Regions from separate parts of the Homo sapiens genome. Here regions 1 and 2 are each linked to region 3. The links are chromatin contacts, found by Hi-C or POLR2A ChIA-PET in ENCODE. All regions are on one chromosome and are shown on one strand. The core of a region is the stretch at or near the end of the contact, and the rest is flanking DNA. Distances in the headings are between cores, read along the strand shown. Region 1 holds the start of BAIAP2-DT (BAIAP2 divergent transcript). Region 2 holds the start of RPTOR (regulatory associated protein of MTOR complex 1). Region 3 overlaps RPTOR (regulatory associated protein of MTOR complex 1).

What was found. A loop is a pair of places that touch in the nucleus more often than their neighbours do. ChIA-PET counts read pairs that join two places held with the same protein, here RNA polymerase II (POLR2A). Pooled maps may share reads with other maps.
Region 1: a loop to region 3 is called in a pooled map, with 3 times the contacts of the local background. The contact joins the promoter of BAIAP2-DT here to the enhancer-like site in region 3. A Hi-C loop is called at or near these places in 1 of 168 maps with a recorded cell type or tissue (mesothelial cell of epicardium) and 1 of 50 pooled maps. POLR2A ChIA-PET finds 5 or more read pairs at or near these places in 2 of 52 experiments (A673 and CD4-positive, alpha-beta memory T cell).
Region 2: a pooled map shows a loop between it and region 3 (3-fold over the local background). The contact joins the promoter of RPTOR here to the enhancer-like site in region 3. A Hi-C loop is called at or near these places in 2 of 168 maps with a recorded cell type or tissue (Right ventricle myocardium inferior and gastrocnemius medialis) and 10 of 50 pooled maps. POLR2A ChIA-PET finds 5 or more read pairs at or near these places in 2 of 52 experiments (MCF 10A and OCI-LY7).

What each region holds. Positions count from the first base shown.
Region 1 is chr17:81,033,143-81,037,898 of GRCh38, reverse strand. BAIAP2-DT (BAIAP2 divergent transcript) reads left to right here and starts at 3,180. Exons shown (of 2, transcript NR_026857.1): 1 at 3,180-3,334; 2 at 4,501-4,756. BAIAP2 (BAR/IMD domain containing adaptor protein 2) reads right to left here and starts at 2,748. Exons shown (of 14, transcript NM_001144888.2): 1 at 2,591-2,748. The coding sequence starts at 2,644. RefSeq lists enhancers at 333-885, 1,936-2,931 and a silencer at 2,803-3,112.
Region 2 is chr17:80,541,954-80,546,496 of GRCh38, reverse strand. RPTOR (regulatory associated protein of MTOR complex 1) reads right to left here and starts at 1,659. Exons shown (of 34, transcript NM_020761.3): 1 at 706-1,659. The coding sequence starts at 867. It also overlaps the pseudogene RPL32P31. RefSeq lists enhancers at 312-1,138, 1,066-1,165, 1,446-1,805, 1,139-1,965.
Region 3 is chr17:80,778,927-80,783,208 of GRCh38, reverse strand. The region is part of intron 6 of RPTOR (regulatory associated protein of MTOR complex 1); the gene reads right to left. Among named protein-coding and RNA genes, the nearest start is that of CHMP6, 210 kb to the left of the region's middle. RefSeq lists enhancers at 2,520-2,719, 3,236-3,736. Within about 2 kb of position 1,801, at least 19 of the 41 ENCODE cell types and tissues checked have a DNase peak (open chromatin) inside an H3K27ac peak, as active enhancers do; they include OCI-LY7 and gastrocnemius medialis, where a contact is called at or near this core.

The sequences.
Region 1 (4,756 bases), core at 1,931-4,430, 250 kb before region 3:
TACGGGGAAGAAAATCAAAACTGCACTTTTTATTCTCGCATTTTTAATCACCAAGGCCAAGGACAAGCGTCCTCCTTTGCCAAGGCAAACACCACTCAGAACTGCAGTTAAGGCGATGCAATGTCCAAACCAAACCAAACAGCTGAGCCGCATCGCGGGTGACACTAAGCAGGCCACAGCACAGCCGTTCCAAGAGGCACTGCCAGGGCTCTGCAAGCCGCCAACCCAGGCACAGGAGCGGCCCCGGGAAGGGATGCCAGAGGCAGCACCGTCCCAGGAGAGGACAGAGCTCAGCACTGCCTGGACCGGCTGGACCGGCCCAGGAGTGCACACCGGTGGCCTCAGCGGTCTCCTGACTATGTCTCCATGTGGGCTGAGTTTCTGCCTGGCTGACATTGCCAAAAGCTGCCCAACCAGTACCGGCACTACCAAGGCACCTTGAGCTCCCCAGTGACAAAGCACAAAAAGGTCTCAAAGACTCAGCAGTCAGGCTCCCGGAGTGGCAGCAGGAGCCACCTACCTACAAAACCAACCCCGCCTGTGTGCAGCAGCAGCAGCGCAAGCCTGTCACCAGGGCAAAGCCTTTCCAGAGTGGATCGACCCTTCAGACACCTGCGGCCCACCGCGTCCTGCCGTGCTAAATCAAATCATCAACCGCCACATCTTCACTTGGGAAAATCACCAATTAACCCACCCGTGGAAGACAAAACGCAGAACCTGTGTGTTTCACGTGCTCCAGACCAGCTGGTCTGCGTCCACAGGGGCTCAAAGTCCCCAAACACTCAGTCCTAAGAGTTTTCCTGCCAGCAGATTTCACTTAGACCTGCAGATAAATTACAGCTTCACCTAGGTGAAGGCCTACTGCCCGGTTAGGAGAGTTTTATTAAGGACGATCACGGGGTCGGTCCCCCAGAGCAAAACCACTCCATGTACTCACCCCCTGCCAACTCTCACCACGAAAGTTCCTGCTTTCTGGTTTCAGCGCAGAAGGAGAAAAAATAGGAAAAAGGTTCCGCTGGTACTTCTCTTCCACCCTCTGCAATCACAAACAAGTCGTAATGGAGCTAATGACTAATAATTTAATAAACCTCCCTCCCTTGACAACATGTGCTTCCACAGAGCAACAAGGCCAGAACCGTATGCCACAGACTCTGTGAAACCAAACCTAACAACCCCAGGGCCTGTGCCTTTCCCAAGCCGACTCCTCAGGTCACCCTGAATCCTGTTTCCCAGTGGCTCCGACGTGGCTTTAGGACTCATCTAGTCGACCGCACACCCGCCTTCAGAAACCTTCCAGACTGACGCGGCCCCAACTTCACAAGCTTTATTGAAAGCTGTATTCAAGTGCAATCGGCCCCCTGCACTCCAGCTGGAACCAGAGGGGCCACCCCTGAAGCCTCCATCTGGCTCTCCCAAGCCTGAGAGCTAAGAGGGCTTCCCAGGCCCCTGGCCAGGCACGCCTTGGCCGCCTACCACAATCAGAAACAGTTACTCTGCCGGGCAGGGTGCAAGCCGGTTAGGAAACATGAACCAGCGACTGCCGGGTAAATACCCACTCCACTCATCGCCCAGCCTGTCACTGAACCTGCAGACAGTTTTGAAACAAAGCACATCTGTAAGAGATCGCCCAGGACCCAGGGACACCCAGAGCAGGGGTTTCTCCTCTGAGAAAATGCTCCCCGGCAGCTGCCGGGCTCAGGCGTGGGGGTCTGGACCGAGAACGGATGCTGAAGAAAGAGAAAACCAAGGGCCTGTTTGTCGGTATCCCAGCCACAAAAACGACTGGGGAGGGGGCGGCAGGGGAGGCTTCCAGCGGTGCTCTGCGGCCCTTGGATGTGAACCTGTCATTTCGCAGACGAGAACGTGGATGCCACTCTTAACACATCTGAAGCAAAGGCAGGCACGTCAGCCTCCTACACAATTAGTCTTCTCTCTCCGCGGTTACATAAGATGATAGATTATCCGTCCACCCATCCAGCCTGCCCGCGCTCCGACCTCCCACCTTAGGCCCCAGCATGGGCGCCGGGCAGGAGTTGTGGGAAGGGAAAGCCTGTTGAGAATGAAGTGCCCGAGGCTCGCGCAACCGCGCCTGGAGGAGCCCCACGGTGCCACCGCGCCGACCGCGGCCTTCAGACAGCCCCCATGCCGTCCTGGCCGCCGCAACCCCTGGGCCCGCCGCCCCCGCCGCCCCGGCCCTGCCCGGGTGTGCTACGACCCCGACCGGTCCGAGGGCTTCCGGGGCCCGGCGCGCGGCTCCGTTCCCGCCGACGCCAAGGCGAGCGCGCGGGGGCCGAGCAGGGCCGTCGGAGCGGGGAGTGCTCCCCGGGCCTGGGGCTGGGGACTGACCGGGCCGCGGCGCGCATGGGATGGGGGGGCCCGGGCGGGGGTGGCCACCTGTGAGCGGCCGGCGCCGGGCTCACCACCCCAGCAGCCCGGGTCCCGGGTGGCCGCGCCGGGAAGACCCCCAAAGTCCCAGCCTCCTGGCCCGGCGCGCGGCCCCGGGGCCGCCCTGGTCGGGCTCGGGCGCGCGGGCGGCGCGCGACCCAGGCGCACACGGAGCGGGCTCAGCTCGGCGCCGGGGGGCGCTCACCTTATAGACATTTTCCGTGAGCCGGTGCATCTCCTCTGAGCGAGACAGAGACATGGTCCTGGGTCCCGGCTGCACCACAGACCGGAGCGGGGGACGCAAGCGGCGGCAGCAGCGGCGGTAACGGCAGCAGGACGGAGACGAAAGCGGACCCGAACCACAGAGCCCGGCGTCCGGCGGCGGCCACCTTTATAGCCGCCTCAGGCCCCGCCCCGCGGCAGTCCCCGCCCCTGCGTCCCGCCCCCGTTGCGCCCGCATCACCGCCCCCGACCACCCGCCCCCGCCCGGCGCTGCCGCTGCTAGGCAACCGCCAGGCCCCGCCCCCGCACCGCCCTTTCCATTGGTGGGTTCCGGAGAAGGGGGAGGGGGGCGGGATCGGAGGTGGGGCCTAGTGGCCGACTCCAGGCAGCGATTGGTCTGCGGCGGCGTCGATCCTGGGGGAGGAGAGGGGAGGCGCGGCGCGGGCTGGGGCCCTGGGAGCAGCCTGAGGGGGCCCGGGCAACAGCCGGGCTGGGGGCGGGGAGGCGGGGGCGGGGTGGCGCAGGAAGAAGGAGCAGAAGGTGCGGGGAGGAGAGCGGGGGGCGCCGGCGGCAGCGCGCGTGGAGGCGGCACTTCGCGAAGTGGCACTTCGGGGCGGGCGGCCCGCCGGGTCGCGGCCTGGCGCTGCGGGGCGGGGAGCGGCTCGGACGCAGGACGCCGCGGGCCGGGCTTACAGGTGGGAGAGGCCCCGACCCCGCCGCTTCGCAGGTAAGCCCGCCGGGCGGGCGGCGACCCCCCGGCCGGCCCCTCGGGGCAGAGAGGAGAACCCTGGGGGAGGGGGTGCTGCAGGAGGACCCTGGAGAGAGCTCGGCCCTGGAGTGGGGGACGACTTGGAGAAGGAGGATTTCGGGGGAGCATCGTGAGGAGAGGACTTGGAGGGAGGATCCTGCAGAAGGTGAACTCTGGGGAGGACCCCAGACAGGCAGACAGCGCTTGGGGGCTTGGGGCCGGGATTCTGGAGAGGGGAGGACCCTGGGAGAGGAGGGTTGGGGAAGAGGATCTTGGAGGAGGGCCCTGGGAAGGAGGATCTGGAGAGGGGACAGGGGAGTGTCCTGCTGGAAGGCCTGGGGACAGGGCGACCCTTAGGGACGGGGAGGACCCTCCTGCCGTCAGAAGATTCTCGTTGGAGGCAGTTTACTGAGAGAGAGAGGTCTCGGGAAGGAAGGGTCGAGGGCAGTAGGAAACGAGGGGCCCGGAGGACTCTCATGCGGTGGAAAGCCCTAGGGGGTGGGGGAACCTTGTAGGAGGAATGGAGGAGTCAGAGCTGCCTCCAATTTTTAGGAAGGGTCCTGCTTAAGGGTCCTCCCAAGGGGAGATTCTGCCGGGGAAGCTGGCCGAGTTGGCACACAGGTCTCCCGGTACAATTCCCGTGGAGAAATATTTACATAAATTAGGCTAACATAGAGGAATTATTTGTTTTACGTTGTGAAACACCAGATCTGAGCGTTTCCGTTTAATGAAACCTCTCAGTCTCCCAGCCTCCCATCCCTGCAAAATCATTCATTCATTCATTCCTTCAACGAGTCAGGCCCCTGGGGGAGACGCAGTTGTGCTGGCTGGCCGGCAGATCCCCAGACTGGCACGGGCTCAGGCCGATGGAAAGACCAGGGAAGTAAGATTCAGGAAGCATTGCCTCCCTCCCACCACAGCCCCGCGCCTCCTCTCCTCCGGCTGAATTTCCTTCCAGCTACTGGCCCTGGCTGCTTCCTTTTTCTTTATTGTCTCCAGTGTTTGGGGGTAGATCCCTGTGTATTTATTTTCTAGGATTCTTTTGGTGGTAAATGACAGAAAGCTCGCTCAAACTGGCCCTAACAAATGAGGGCATTTACCTGAAGGTAGGAGCATCTCCACTGACCCTGACCCCCTTCTTCTAGGCCAGCTTCCTGCTGTGTTCCCTGCACCCACCGATCTCACACGCAGCCCTAGGACAGACGTCCACTGGCCTGAGTTGGGTCTGGGGCCAACACGGAGCAGGTGGGGGTAGAGCAGCTCTGCTCGCCTGGAGGAAAGTTGAATGGCTGGAACCAAGATGACAGATGGAGGCTGGCAGGCAAACACGGGAGGCCTCCTCACTCCAAGAGGGGAGTCAGCCTGGGGACAGTTCTTCTCCAGGCCCTGCTGCTCCCATCA
Region 2 (4,543 bases), core at 410-2,909, 240 kb after region 3:
CTGTTTTCTTTCCTACCAGCTGCTTGTGAGTCACTCTCCACACTCCAAACACCATGCGGACACCCTAAAACCTGCACCCAAGTCTCGACGCCTCATACCCTAACTCACGATTAAAGAAATCCTGTTTCCAAGTTACAGCAACAGGACACTACATAAAAGGAGGAAAATCTAGCTTCAAGAGAAATTGTTTAGAAGACTAGAATGAAGTTCAGTGTAACTTTATAATAACTTTGCACTAATTTGTTACTAGTTGAACATTTTCCAGTAATCTCATTTCCTAGCATAGTATATCAGACTTCTGCACTTCACCCAGCTTGGATATTTTAAAAAGTAGACTAATCATGTGGGTATAAAGATTATATCGCACGTTGTCCTTCCTCTAAGTGTTTACAGAACTAAGTAGTATGCCAAAGAGCATGTAAATACTCGCAATGCTCTATTTTCAAATTTGCTTAACTTTTATTATCTGAATTAGAACTTAGTTGGAATTGAATTAACACTACCCAGTGAATAATGACTAACCAAAACAGCATTTTCCATTTTCAACCAAAAACTGCAGTCTGAAATGGCTTTTGCTTTCTAGTTGACTTACAACGTGTGGCTAGGGGGAAATGTCGGCGCTTTCCCAAGGACACTTTTCGGGCTGTAAACTTTCTTTGTTGGGGAAACTACCAAGTTCAAGGGGTGCCTTCAGAATCCACTTACCCGATCCTTCATCCTCCAGCTCTGAGCTAAGGATTTGGAGCCTTCAATTTTCTCACAGTGCCTCTTTTTCATAAAAGCCAAAGGTAGGTTCCAGTCTGTAAGATCAGCCTCATCTTCCTCCCCCAGGCCCAGAAGAGGCGATTGCAGCATTTCGGACTCCATCAGTGGGGGAGGGGGTGGGGGAGTCCTTGGCAGCAAGCGCTCGAGAACCTCCAGCCTTAAAAACTAGCGTGTACCAGAATTGGTGAAATAAGAAACAAAAACGGGAAATCGAAAACCAAATGGATAAAGAGTGCGGAGACCCTTACTCAGGCAAAAGTCTGAGATCCTTATCTCTAACTCTGAGCGGGAAGTGGGGAGGTGGGGGCCGCTAGGAAATGGGGCAGCCCAAGAAGCTCCGCAGACACACACCACCCCAGGTCCCAAGCCACTGGCTGCTCCTGAGGCTGTACGTTTCCAGAGGGGCTGCGAGGGGAGCTGCCAAAAGCGTAAGAGACTTCAGGCCTCACGATGACCCTGCTCTCGGCCTCCACCGCCTCAGCAGTTCCGAAGACAGGCAGGCCGCTCTTGGTGCCGGTTCGCCCACTGGGCCGACTGGGCTGAGGTCTCCGGCCAAGGGATCGGGTTCAAAGGGCCCTGGGTCTCCTCCAGCCACTCTCAGCCCTGCGGGTCCCGCACTCGTCTGAGCTGCTGCAACCAGAGCCACGACCGGCCCATCGTGCTCGCCTGCACCCGGTTCCTCAACCTCAGGTCCGCGCGGCCTGGCTGGTCCTGGCCTTCAGCCCCGAGGCTCTCTCCTGCCTGAGAACGAGTCCTGAGAAACGGGCGACACGGAACCACGGAGGAAAGGGACAATGTGGGCTTATTGGGTCATGGGAGCTTTGCCCTCTGGTTTGGAGCTACAGTGAAACTCATCTCATCAGCCCATCAAGGAGGACGCCATATTGCCAGGACCCAGAATGCACCGCGGCCTACGGCGTGGCCGACAGACCAAACCTCCTCAGAGCGGTCTCTCCCCGCCACCCAGCATGCAGCGAAGGAGAAAGAGTCCCCGACCCCGTTACCTCGGTTACCATAATTCCGTTTTCCCCAGTTAATCGCCATTTGTTCAGTAGAGGCGTGTTATTAAAGTCAATCCTACAAATGAAACTGTCGGTTTAATTTATTTTTTCAAAAACATTGTCATTATAAATGAAGTTACATGCTCCTGAAATTAAAGGAATCAACCGCCTTGTTTCTTCCAGATTTTGAAAAAGCGGCAAAAGCTTCACTGATAATATTAGAAAATATTAAAAAGCACTGATAATATTAGAAAATATAGTACTTTTTTTTTTGGAGTGTAGTGTCCTCCACAGTGTCAATCAGATTTTCTCTTTAATTTTTTCATAGAGAACCAAGTGAAAGGCCGGGCGCCGTGGCTCACGCCTGTAATCCCAGCACTTTGGGAGGCCGAAGCGGGCAGATCACGAGGTCAAGAGATCGAGACCAGCCTGGCCAACATGGTGAAACCCCGTCCCTACTAAAAATACACAAATTAGCTGGGCGTGGTGGTGCGCGCCTGTAATCCCAGCTACTCAGGAGGCTGAGGCAGGAGAATTGCTTGAACCCGGGAGGCGGAGGTTGCAGTGGGCCAAGATCGTGCCACTGCACTCCAGCCTGGGAGACAGAGCAAGACTCTTCAGATGAAGAAGGGTCTGAAGCAACAGAAGAAGAGTCTGGAGCAAGATTCGATGAAAAAAAATTTCATCTAATACAATTTTTTGTTTAATCTGTTTCGTTTTCTGAGCAGTTTATCCTTTTTAAATTTTTTTCCCACTTCTTGGTAGCAGTAGTTTATTCTTATTTTGATATAGCTTCACGTGCAGACATCTAAAACTACATGTCTGTGCGTGGAGGCAAGCCTCTTGTGTGACTCTCTTTTTCAATTCAGGAAATTTGGCTCATTTACAATGTATAGAGAACTGTGTAAGGTGGACTATAAAACCAAATGTAGGCAGGGCACCGTGGCTCACGCCTATAATCCTAGCCCTTTGGGAAGCCGAGGAGGGTGGATCACGAGTTCAGGAGTTCGAGACCAGCCTGGCCAACATGGTGAAACGCCGTCTCTAATAAAAATACAAAAATTAGCTGGGCGTGGTGGCGTGCGTCTGTAGTCTCAGCTGCTCGGGAGGCTGAGGCAGGAGAAGAGCTGGAACCTGGGAGGCAGAGGTTGCAGTGAGCCGAGATTACACCACTGCATTCCAGCCTGGGTGACAGAGTGAGATTCCATCTCAAAAATAAATAAATAAATAAATAAATAAATAAGAATAAAACGAGGCCAGGCGTGGTGGTGCACGCCTGTAATCCCAGCACTTTGGGAGGCTGAGGTGGGTGGATCATGAGGTCAGGAGTTCAAGACCATCCTGGCCAAGATGGTCTTGATCTCTCAGGATGGTTTTCCGGGGCTTAGACACATGTGGCCATCCATATCAAAATCTTGATGGCATTTGTGTTCCTTTCAAAATGAGAATGAAGAATACAATCCCAGACCTTTCTCACCCAGCACAAAGCAAGCCTTTAATAAAGGCTACAGGATTAAATCATTGTCATTCCGCACATTCGTTTGGTTATTACACCCCATGGAGCCAATTCTCCTATTGAAACTCAGGGCACCCTCTCTGTTGGCAGAGACTATCCTCACAGTTACCAGCAGAGGCTTCAGGGATGCAGGGTCTTAGGAAGACCCCGTTCTCATCTGAAGGCAACAAAATCACTCCTGTCCTCTGCCTTGTCACCTTGCTCCCCACCTCCGGTGGCTGTAGACAGCTGCATTCCAGCAGCTCTTGCAGGAAGTCACAGTTACAGAAAAGCAGCAACGCTAAACCCATTCATCCCTAACTAGCTCTGTGACCTGGGAAAGCCCACTGAATCTGTGTGAGACTCAGTTTCCTCACCTATAACGTGTGTGACCTTGGGAAATCCATTTTTCGTATCTGAAATTCTAAACGAAGGTGTCAGTGAGCACGTTGAAGTCCAAACCCACCAGGTGGTCAGAATCGCCCAGGAAACTAAAATTCAGGATGCCCAGCTTCCAACCCAGAGCCCCAGATCGGGGAGCAGGGAGACCGGGATTCAGAATCTGCATTTTTTTTTTTTTGCAGTTTTTACAGTTTTATTTAAACACAAAACATGCACATGAGCTGTCTGCTCGTTTTCTTCACTGCGCAGACTGGCATGGGGGTCAGTGACTCTGATGGCCAGCTGGGCGGCTCTTTCTGTGGTGGCTTCGCGGTTCCTGGAGGAAACACTGTGAGCGATCTCAGCGCAGTAAGAAGTGTTGTACATCAGCAGCACTTCCAGCTCCTTGACGTTGTAGACTGAACTTCCAGAAGCCAGTGGGCAGCGTGTGCTTTGTTTTTTTGTTGCTCCCATAACCAATGTTGGGCATCAAGATCTGGCCCTTGAACCTTCTACCAACCCTGTTGTCAATACCTCTGGGTTTCTGCCAGTTACGCTTAATCGTGACACATCGGTCTGACTGGTGCCGGATGAACTTCTTGGTTCTCTTTTTGATGATCTTGGGCTTCACAGGGGGTCTGAGGGCGGCCATGATGCCAAGGAGGAGATGGCTGCCCCCTCCATAGGCAGCGCCAAGGAAGAGAGCCAGAATCTGAATTCTTAAATCAGGTCGCTCTGAGGATAGTTCACAGCCAGGCAGACTTGGAGGTCTTAGACAATATTCGCTCTAAAGTCTCCTGCAGTGATTCAGTTCGGGTCCCATATTGGGCCCTTAATCAATATGTGTGGCAAATGAATGAATGCTATGAAGTAATTGTCCAGACTTCCATCTGACAAAGCA
Region 3 (4,282 bases), core at 552-3,051:
ATCATTTAAGGAAGCCACCTTCTATTTTCGAAGAATGCCAAGACTGAAAGGGAGGCTCCTTGCCTGTCCCTTCTCCACTGTCCTTGAGATGATCAACAGTTGGTACAAATTTGCAAAAGCAGAAAACCAACTCTTTCCTAAAAAGGTAAACCTCTTCCACGGAGGTAACGCTTATGAGCATCAACCACAGGAAACACACACACAACACACAGCAAGCTTCCACCTCCCCCAGTAGCTCTGGGGTGTGCCTTGCCCTGGAGGAGCCCATTTACAGCCAGCTTGTTTGCGACAACTTCAGATTCTCCGTGCTCCTTGGCCCGATTCAAATATTAATGTGTTTTTACCTAAGAAACTATCAATAACATGGACTGTGTTTATACTACATACCGACAGAGCTAAGATGGGAATAATACTCAGGCTGCCTGAAGGAAGCCAAGCTGTCAGGAAGTGGGACAGCCACAGAGGACTGGAGTTTCTCACGTGAAAATGCCTGCAGAACTCTGGTCCTCTCACCCCGTGACCCCTTGAGAGCCAGGGCTGCTCGGTTCTAATTCAGTACAGGGCTTCCACGACTGCGGTGCTGAGGAACAGCTATGGGGCAACGGCTGGGGCTGAGATCCCCGGAAACCAAGGTGTTCCAGGATCAAGGGAAAACAGTGCCTGATGGCTGCAAGAGGCATTAGTTTCCCGCTAAATACACCGTTTATTTTCACATGCGACTGCTGGGTCCTCACCTATTCTTATTCTTGTCGGGGATGTAGAATGGCTTTGTGGCAAACCCATAAAACTCAGTTCTTTAAAAAAAAATAAAAATAAAAAAATAAATAAATAAAGTGATTCTTTTAAATTACAAAGAACCAATACTTAAATGACCCACCATTATATCTTTCCTGCCATCTGACTTGTTCTTTCTATATAAAGAAGCCATGCCCTTGACCCAGAGCCTTCCCCTACATCCCAGAGTCCACCGTGTCAATTTCCACGTGTGTTCACAGGGTGGAGGAATCACTGGCCAGCCAGAAACCAGCCGCTGCCTCTGCAAACAGGGACAGGAGGGCTCAGCACTTACTACTCAGTGACAACCCCCGAAGAGCTGACCCTATGTGAAACACAGGCCAGCGATACCCTGGGGGAACGGTGCTGCTGTAGGCTCCAGGGCCGCCTCGCGCAGATCATTTAAGAATCAGTCAATCCCCGTGACAGGGACAAAACCGAGGTGGCTCCAGAGCTCTGACATGGCTGCACGCCTGGTGACCCAAAGCCAAGCCCTGACTCTCTTCCAAAGTACAAGTGAGAGAAGAGATCAGCTAGAAGGAGGTCTAAACTGGGCTGGAGACCAAGATAAGCCACGCACAATCATAGCCCCTTCTGCAACCCAAAGACGCAAACAAAAGTCCCTCCAGCGCAGTGCAGGGGCTTTGCTGGAATAACGCAGACATTAATTTCTCTTGCCTTCCCATAGCAATAGGTCTCTCCCTATAAGGAGGTTTCTGAAAGCTAGAGTTGGGATCGAAATTTAGTCAAATGGGCGATCCAAGCCCAGTGTATTTAGATTCTATCTCAGGCGAGGTTTTACTCCAAGTCTTGAAGAAACTGCCAAACGTCTCAGCTGCTGCAGAGGCCCCACGCGAGACAGCGTGGCAAAATGTACTCTTAAAAATATCCACAAGAAGGGGCCCTTTTTGAGTAAGTTCTGTGTATTTTAGACTTGGGAAATTCTTCCTATTAAAAATTTTGGAACCTTTTCCTGAGTTCCTTTTCGGCAGCACCAGGCCTAGCTCGTTGGTACCCTCCGGGAAGAAGGGAACCGCAGGGCGGCCACGGGGAGGAAGTGTTGTCTTGGGGTGGCAGCCACGAGCTGACCCTACGATGAGGGAACCGAAGGCAAAGCTGAAGATTCTATTTGCCAATTTAAAAAATCCCTCTAAGTTATCTTGTCAGTTAAAAAAATTAATTAAAACAAAAAACTGAAATGCACAGTCCTCCATCTGCCTAAGTCCTCACCCTTCCTCCTAGCTCAGGCCACCCGGCAATGTCACCGGAGGATCTGAGAAAGATTTAGACTATGGGCACAATTATCACCCTCCCCGCTTAGATGTGTGTTATTATCCTTCCTGCCCTGGAGGGGAGACAGTTGAGGTTCAGAAGGTTCTGAAACTCACCCCCAGCTACCCTGCTGGCTAAGTGGCTGGGCATAAGAACCCTCCTCTGCACCCAAAGACCACAGTGGGCTGAGGCAACAGGATCCTGGTGCATCTCAGCCACATAAAAAATCACACACAAGTGTGTACCCCTGACAACTGAGAGCGCACGCTCAATGCACTGACTCAAACTCAATTAGGGAAATCAGGAAGAAAAGAGGAAAACAGAGTAAGGTGAAAGCTCATAAAAAGAAAGGGAGCCGGAGGGGCTGTGTGAGTGAGGCCCCCCGGGGGGAGGGTGAGGGGGGAAGGGAGCTGCAGGATCCACCCTGCCACAGGCTAAGAAGGAACTTCCTCTGTGACTCTTACGACTCACCTGACGTGTGTGCAAATTCCTAATATGTAAAATAAAGACAATCTAAAAATAGCATAAACGGCAAAAATGAAAAGTATACGTATCACAGGTCACGGTTCCGCTCTGACTGGACAACATCCGCCTACAGCAGCCCTGCCGAGATGTCCTCCACTAATCCCCTTCTAGCCCGGACCGCCTCTGAGGGTCAGAGGGTGTCAGCAACTGTTTTTCAGGACAGATGAGTTCAGAATCAGGGCTAGAAACAAACCACCGTCTATCCAGTTGTCTTCCTAAGCATTTAAACCGTGGTGGTTTCTGCACCCAATATGTAAAGTTAAACAGACTTCGTGTACATCCCTGTCTCTCGCTGGACCCCTCCCTCCTACCAACTGAACTCTCCCTTTCCGCTCTTCTCCACCGACGGCTCCAGTTGTACTTAGGGAAGCTGACGTGCCCAGAACACCATTCTGGAAGTCATTGCACAACAGCATTTCAGCTTCTTGTGATTGCGACATTTATCAATTAAGTCGTCTGATAAGAACCAGACTTTTGATCCAGCTGCTTTATGGGCCGTGTGTCTGTGCCCATTAACTTAATAGAAGCAGATGGACACGATGAGAACACCGCTGGCTGAAGGCTACTGAGCAGAAATCCAGCCAGAGGCGTGGAAAATGTCCACGAGGAGCGAGTTTCCCACAGCAGATGAGAGCCGCAACAGCATGGAGTCGGGCCAAGGAGTGGAGCCTGGGTACCCCCGACTCCTGCAGAGCCTTAAGCCACCGCAAAAACTGGGGGCTAAGGAAGAGCACCCCGAGAACGGAGCTCACTCCTGGCATTCTGGTGGCAAACAAGTGAACTCACATAGATTTTCCAATGAACTTGGAAATGCACACTGCGTTGTTCAACATGCTTGAAACACAGTTTGTCCACAGACTCCTGAACTAGCTGGGGGGTGGGAAACTATGCCAAGAGCTGGTTCAATCTGTCCCACTTGCTGCTTTTATCTGCTTGTGTTCCTGGTCTATGGTTGCGACGCTAGGTCAGCAGCCTCCAGACATGCGCCACTGAGGGTCTCTCCCAACCGCCCTTAAGAGGCTTCCGCAAGCAGATGAACCCCACTGTGTCGGAGGGGCAGTGCCTGCGGTCACGGAATTGCACATCTCAATGTTCACACAGGAAAACTCCGACCGCGACGGAATCTTATCCCCCACCTGTGACGACGTCAGTGCACGTAGGCACGGCAGAAGCATGAGGAGATCCGCACGCTGCTTGCGCCAAGGAGTTCCTCGCCGACTGCAAGTCTCTCTCTTCGGTTCTCCCAGAAAGCCACGGAGGCGCCACACTTTCACAGGACAAAACAGTTGCCTGTTGACCTGGCCAGAGCCCTCAACAAGACACCAGACAATGGGAGGACAGTGAGAGTGTCCTGGGATGTATTTTCATTTACCTCATGGACAATTTTGGTGTTTCTACAGGCAGAAGTTGAAACCACTGAATGGAAAGCCAGCTTACGGGCGCACACATGAGCTCCAGCCCTCATGCCTAGTCCGGCAGGACCATTCAGCTTGGGGTCTGTGATGAGGCTGAGGACAGCCATGGGCTCAGAAGGTGCATCTCAGCCCACGGCTGTGTTTCTGTATCAATTAACAGCACGGCTTCTCCAGTGACTATGACAGGTACAAACTGTATGTCTTGGTTTTGTGCTAAACCACAAAGATATGGTCCAAACACCTGGCGATGTCCAGTCCATGCCAGCACACAGATGTTTGGTTCCAAGACAACCAAG